Regions from separate parts of the Homo sapiens genome. Here region 2 is linked to region 1. A link is a loop called in an ENCODE intact Hi-C map of the cell type or tissue named here. Cell type or tissue: OCI-LY7. All regions are shown on one strand. Links, peaks and the distances in the headings refer to the core of each region. The heading gives the core; the rest is flanking DNA.

The links. Peaks named below come from ENCODE experiments on the same cell type or tissue, not always from the same donor. Only the 100,000 strongest peaks of a DNase experiment are listed, where the experiment ranks them.
Region 2: it touches region 1 in a loop (2.8-fold over the local background); 4 of 110 quality-filtered maps call a loop at or near these places.

What each region holds. Positions count from the first base shown.
Region 1 is chr2:37,166,749-37,169,673 of GRCh38, reverse strand. SULT6B1 (sulfotransferase family 6B member 1) reads left to right here. Exons shown (of 7, transcript NM_001367551.1): 7 at 1,609-1,854. The coding sequence ends at 1,739. Among named protein-coding and RNA genes, the nearest start is that of EIF2AK2, 11 kb to the right of the region's middle. In OCI-LY7, for the core only: CTCF peaks have their summits at 892 and 1,092 (motif pointing left); a DNase peak (open chromatin) is centred at 1,113.
Region 2 is chr2:37,262,306-37,265,230 of GRCh38, reverse strand. All of the region lies in intron 14 of PRKD3 (protein kinase D3), which reads left to right. It also overlaps a transcript of NDUFAF7 not described here. Among named protein-coding and RNA genes, the nearest start is that of NDUFAF7, 32 kb to the right of the region's middle. In OCI-LY7, for the core only: a CTCF peak has its summit at 1,207 (motif pointing right); no DNase peak of the experiment used is centred there; H3K4me3 peaks cover 496 bases; H3K27ac peaks cover 626 bases.

The sequences.
Region 1 (2,925 bases), core at 116-2,615:
AAAATATAAAAATTAGCTCGGGCTGGACGTGGTGGCGGGCGCCTGTAATTCCAGCTACTTGGGAGGCTGAGTCAGAGAACTGCTTGAACCTGGGAGGTGGAGGTTGCAGTGAGCCAAGATTGCACCACTGCACTCCAGCCTGGGTGACAGAGCCAGACTCTGTCTCAAACAAAAACAAAAACAAAAACAAGAAAACAAAAACAAACAAACCAAAAAACCCACTGAAGTTCTTAATTTTCTAAATGTAGGAATCAAAGCTCAGGAATATTAATTTTCCATTGTCACATAGCTAATAAACAGTGGAGTCAGGATGTGAGCCTAGACATGACTCTACTGTACTTTTTCAAATGAAAATCCATTTTTAAAATCTACTGTAAGCGGAACATTGAATGTAAACCTAACTTTGGTTAGATTCTTGACTAACCCCCATTTTTATGGCTTGTTTAATCAGCTTTCAGGAGGTAGGAAATAGAACCTTTCTATCTATTGTTAATTAAGTGTTATTTAGAATAGGACAATTCTAAGGTAAATAAAGTAATAGTTTTAAAAACGTATGATATTCCCTGTAGAAAATTCATAAAGCATAGAAAAATGTGAAAAAGTATTAAAATTATCCAAATTTCTTCCACCAGAGGTAGGTTTAACTTTCTGGCATATTTTCTTCCACCCTTATTCTGTGACGTTTTATATAGCTGATGACATTTGTAAACAGTTTTGTGTTTTCTTTTATTCCCTTAATATATTGTAAGCGTTTCTTCATGTCATTAAACTCTTTATTAACGTACATTTCAACAGCTATGCAATATGGAACTTACAACTTCAACCTAAATGATCAAAAGATCTTTAAGAAAAAAGTAACTTTCTTTACTGGTAACAGCCAGTAAGAAAAAACATCCCAAACTCAGGCAAAATAATACATTTTTGCAAAATTATCAGTATCTGAGGTCTTAACGAAAACTTGCTATAAAATGTTAACTTTCAAAGGGTATTTAAAGTCTTTAAGAGACTTTACAGAGAAAAATATCATTCTCAAAAAGTGGAATTTTAAGTTCTAGGTGTTTGGAGAGGAATAGGGTTAGGGTATCACTGAGGCTGATGGCTCCCCCTAGTGATGTAAAGAAAACATGTCACCTCCCACACCACAGATGGTGGAGTCCCAATGGATATTGTTAATTTTACAACAGAAATCACATTAGGTTTTAAGAGTGTAAAACTTTTGGCTGGGCGCAGTAGCTCACGCCTGTACCTAGCACTTTGGGAGGCCGAGGCTGGCGGATCACCTGAGGTCAGGAGTTCGAGACAAGCCTGGCCAGCATTGCGAAACCCCATCTCTACTAAAAATACATTAGCCGGGTGTGGTGGCGGGCGCCGGTAATCCCAGCTACTCGGTAGGCTAAGGCAGGGAGAATTGCTTGAAGATCGCACCACGGCACTCCAGCCTGGGCAACAGAGCGAGACACCGTCTGAAAAAAACTAAATAAAGAGTGTAAAGCTTTTTTCCATGTGTCCATTTTAACATATCAGAGTGAAATATTGCACTGAAAATGGTAAAATCATGAAGAAATATTCTAACAGATATCTGGGTCTACTGTTTTTTGTGTGTTGTAGGTGAAGTTGGTGATTGGAAAAATTTGTTCAGTGAAATTCAGAACCAGGAAATGGATGAAAAATTCAAAGAGTGCTTAGCAGGCACCTCCCTCGGAGCAAAGTTGAAGTATGAATCATATTGCCAGGGTTGATTCCAGTCAATTCAGCAGGCCTAGATTTATTTTCCTTAATAATAATTAAGTGTAAATAATTAAATGATAATTCAATCAAATAATCAAATAATAATTAAACAATATTGAAATCTAAATAATACAATACAAAATAATAATACAATTTAATAATAATGATAACATCGGACATTTTTGAGCACAAATATAAGTTTGTTCACTTTTTCAAGAAAGGATATTTCAGCAGTCCCAAAGGGACACTATTATTAATACATCACACTGGAGTTTTAACTTATTTTGTGCTCTAGGTTCACGTAAGAGGGTAAGGAGATACTATCAGAGACATACCTAAAGCTGTGTTTGGCCATAGATGACACAGGCCTCCAAATGGTGCACAATTTTCTGTACTTTGCTCGTAATATAACTCCTTTCTTACTATGGATAAAAGCACTTGGGGTGGCTATCTCAGACAATGTTGGGGGAGAGTTAATTCCAACTCTGCAATAAATTCCATTCTAATTTGGTTCAAGAAAAATGCATTGCTAATCTGCTCCATGTATGCCATTGCAGTAGGCCTTAGGAAGGCCCCTTCTCAAGGGACCTTATATTTCTACTTAATATGACCTTTAATTCAAAGCTAAAGGTAAGAGATTGTGTTATTTTACCGTAAAGACTTTTTCTTTTTCTTTTTCTTTTTTTTTGAGACAAAGTCTCACTCTGTCACCCAGGCTGGGGTGCAGTGGCGCAATCTCGGCTCACTGCAACCTCCACCTCCCAGGTTCAAGTGATTATCCTGCCTCGGCCTCCTGAGTAGCTGGGTTTACAGGCACGCACCACCACGCCTGGCTAATTTTTGTATTTTTAGTAGAGGCAGGGTTTCTCCCATGTTGGCCAGGATGGTCTTGACCTCCTGACCTCAGGTGATCCACTTGCCTTGGCCTCCCAAAGTGTTGGGATTATAGGCATGAGCCACGACGCCCGGCCCATCAAGACTTTTTCTACCACAGAGCCTCAAGTAGGCATGTGGAACTAACAAGACAGAAAATGTTCTAAAAAGAAAGAATCCTGGCTGGGCGAGGTGGCTCATGCCTGTATCCCAGCACTTTGGGAGGCTGAGGCGGGCAGATCACTTGACATCAGGAGTTCAAGACCAGCCTGGCAAATATGGGGAAATCCCATCTCTACTAAAAATACAAAAACTAGCTGGATG
Region 2 (2,925 bases), core at 114-2,613, 96 kb before region 1:
TCTCCTCTTCCCCATCCAACTGTATCATCTTTCCTTTTCCATCTTTGCCCCGTGTCATTCTTACCTGTAGTCCTCCCTCATCACCCAAACCTGAAAGGCTGTCTGAACTCCTGTAGTTCATCCTGCTGTTGATACCTTTACCTGCATCCCTAGAGGCGTCCATAGCTTTTCTTTCCCATGCCCACATACTTAGAGAAAAGATGGGGTGAAGATTGCGCATATTATTATTAAGACTACAGCTTTGGCCTTTCCGGTGGCAAGGAGGAAAAATCACAGGATCACTGATTTAGAAGTGACCTTACAGTTTATCCCGGAGTATCCAATCTCTTGAGCTCTTGGTGACAGGCTTTGTAATTCTGTTTAACAGAAATGAGCACATCCCATTTTTAGATACCTGTGATTATTCTTTATGAAAGTGAATCAAAATCACTTGAAAAAGATCCCACTGCAGACAATATACACAACAAATTGAGTCTTTTTTTTTCCCCCCCAAAAATAGCCATGTTGACTTTCTTGCTATATCTCAAACATGCCAGACATGCTTCTGTCTCAAAAGGCTTTGCATTAGCTGTTTCCTCTGCCTGGAATGCTTTCTCCCTCAAATATCTGCATGTCATACTCCCTTGTCTCCGTCAGGATTTTGCCCAAATATCATTTCCTCAATGAAGCCTCCACATTCTATTCAGCATTAAACCCACCCTCCCACCCCTCCACTCCCCTACCTTAACTCTTTTTCTTTTCTCCATGGCACTTATCACCTTCATACTAGGTAATTTACTATTTTATTTCCCATTGTCTGTCTCACCTTGCTGCAATTTATAAGCTCTGCGAGACAAGGCATCTTTGTCAAGTTTTGTTTAATAATGAATCCAGAATACCCACATAGTACTGGGTACACGGCAAATTCTTATTTAATATTTAATGAATAAATGTATTATGTGGGAAATTACAATACATTGTTAGATTGAAAAAAACTTTGGAATGACTCCCTTTAACTTTTTAAAGTAATGTGTACATTATGTATGTCTATATACAGTTACACAGAAAAAGAGCCATGCCTACATAAACTGTCAACCTGGCCACATCTAGGGAGGATGTTGTAGAGCAGGAAAAAAATTGGGGAGGGGAGGTTCCTTTTGTTTCCTAGATTATGTGGTAATGTAAAATGTTTCTTTTGCTGTCTTGCCTGAAGAGGGTAGTAGAGTAGTGGGAGAAAAGGTGTGGTGTTCTTGTAGGTACCTATGTAATTAGAAAACGTTATCAAAAACCTAGAGGGAAATTTCTGGTTTGAACATTGTGGTGTAAATTCAGCATTTTCCCGTTCTCATCTTGGAAGCTACCCCAAAGCTATAAGAAAAATGATTAACAGAAGTGAGCATACTTTAAAAAAAAGATGAGAATTCAAAACTATAAAATCATGTAGATTTCCAACAACAGTGAAGATGAAGCAGAGGTGCATGTCTCTTCAGGAAGAGACAACACAACTGTTTTTGCTGATTCTTTCTGAAATCTGCAGCCCTTATGTCCTCCAAAGGTCCCTTCTCCAAACAAAAAGCCATTTGAGGGTCATGATCTGATAAGATTTAACTCAAGGGAAAACACATTAAATGAAATGAAAGAAGGCCACTTTAACAGTGGAAGAGTGAAAATCATACTACACCAAATAACACCATAAACATTTATAAAGAAAAACTAAAAACAAGGAGAAACAGACAAACACATCAGTAGTCCATGAGAAATGGAGTAGACAAAAATAATTAAGAACGTACAAGGTCTAAACATAGTAAGGTAGATCTAAGCAGATTATACTGACCTCTGTACCCTAAAAACAAAGAATGCCTCATTAATTCAAAAAAGCAGTCGTATAAACAGTATTCTTTGATCTCAATGCATTAAAGCAGAAATAAATTACAAAATCAGAAAACAAGCTCCTACATGAAAACTTTAAAATACTAATTTTTGAATCAAAGAGCGAAATCAAAATTTCAGAATATTTAGAAAACCTGAAAATACTGCATATATATCAGCGCCTTTGTACTGTCTTTCAGAAAAAGCTTTATAACCTCAAATATTAAGCAAGAAAGAATGAAAATAAGTGAATTAAGAATCTAACTCAAGGAGTTGAAGAATGAACAATAAAATAAACCTAAAGAAAGCAGAAAGGAATAACAGATCAAAAATGAAAATTAATAAATACAGAAAAGAAATAATAAAGCCAAAAGCTGGTTTGCTGTGTGGGGGAAGGGAGGAGGTATGTAAAAATAAAATGGCCATCCTAAGCAAAGAAGAATATACAAAATGATCTTAGGGAGATAACCACAAATACGGGGGGGGGAAGGAATCTTAGGATACTTTGCTCATCTCTATCAGATAAATTTGGAAACTTGGAGAAAATGGGTAATTCTCAATGAAAGTATAACTTACTAAAACATACTCCAGAGGAAATAGAAAATGTAAACCAATAGAGGAAGTTGTTAAGGGAGAAAAATAATGTTACAGCATACTTCTATTTTTGTGTGTCCACGTGTTTTTAAAGGAGGGCAGGGGGGAAAAAGCATAGAGCCAGCCAACTATGGCCTAGCAAAACAGTCACATTTCAACCTCTGTTGATAAAAGTTATAATATTCTGAATCTTACACTGCTTATTGCCATTGTCACACCCCACCACTATGGGGTATTTGAGTTTCATTTATCTACTATAAAATGTTGTCATTTTGTATTTTGCTGCTTGGAAAACGATCTCATAAAATGGGTTTAAAATGATTAGCAAACAAGTCTATTTTGCATTTGTTGTTATTTCACTTTCTAAACATTTTTGAAAACACCTACTATGATGCAGATATTGAGCTAAAATAACTGAAACAATCTGTGCCTCAGAGAGTTTATTAAACAATGGAGTAGAATACACACATTATTACAATACAG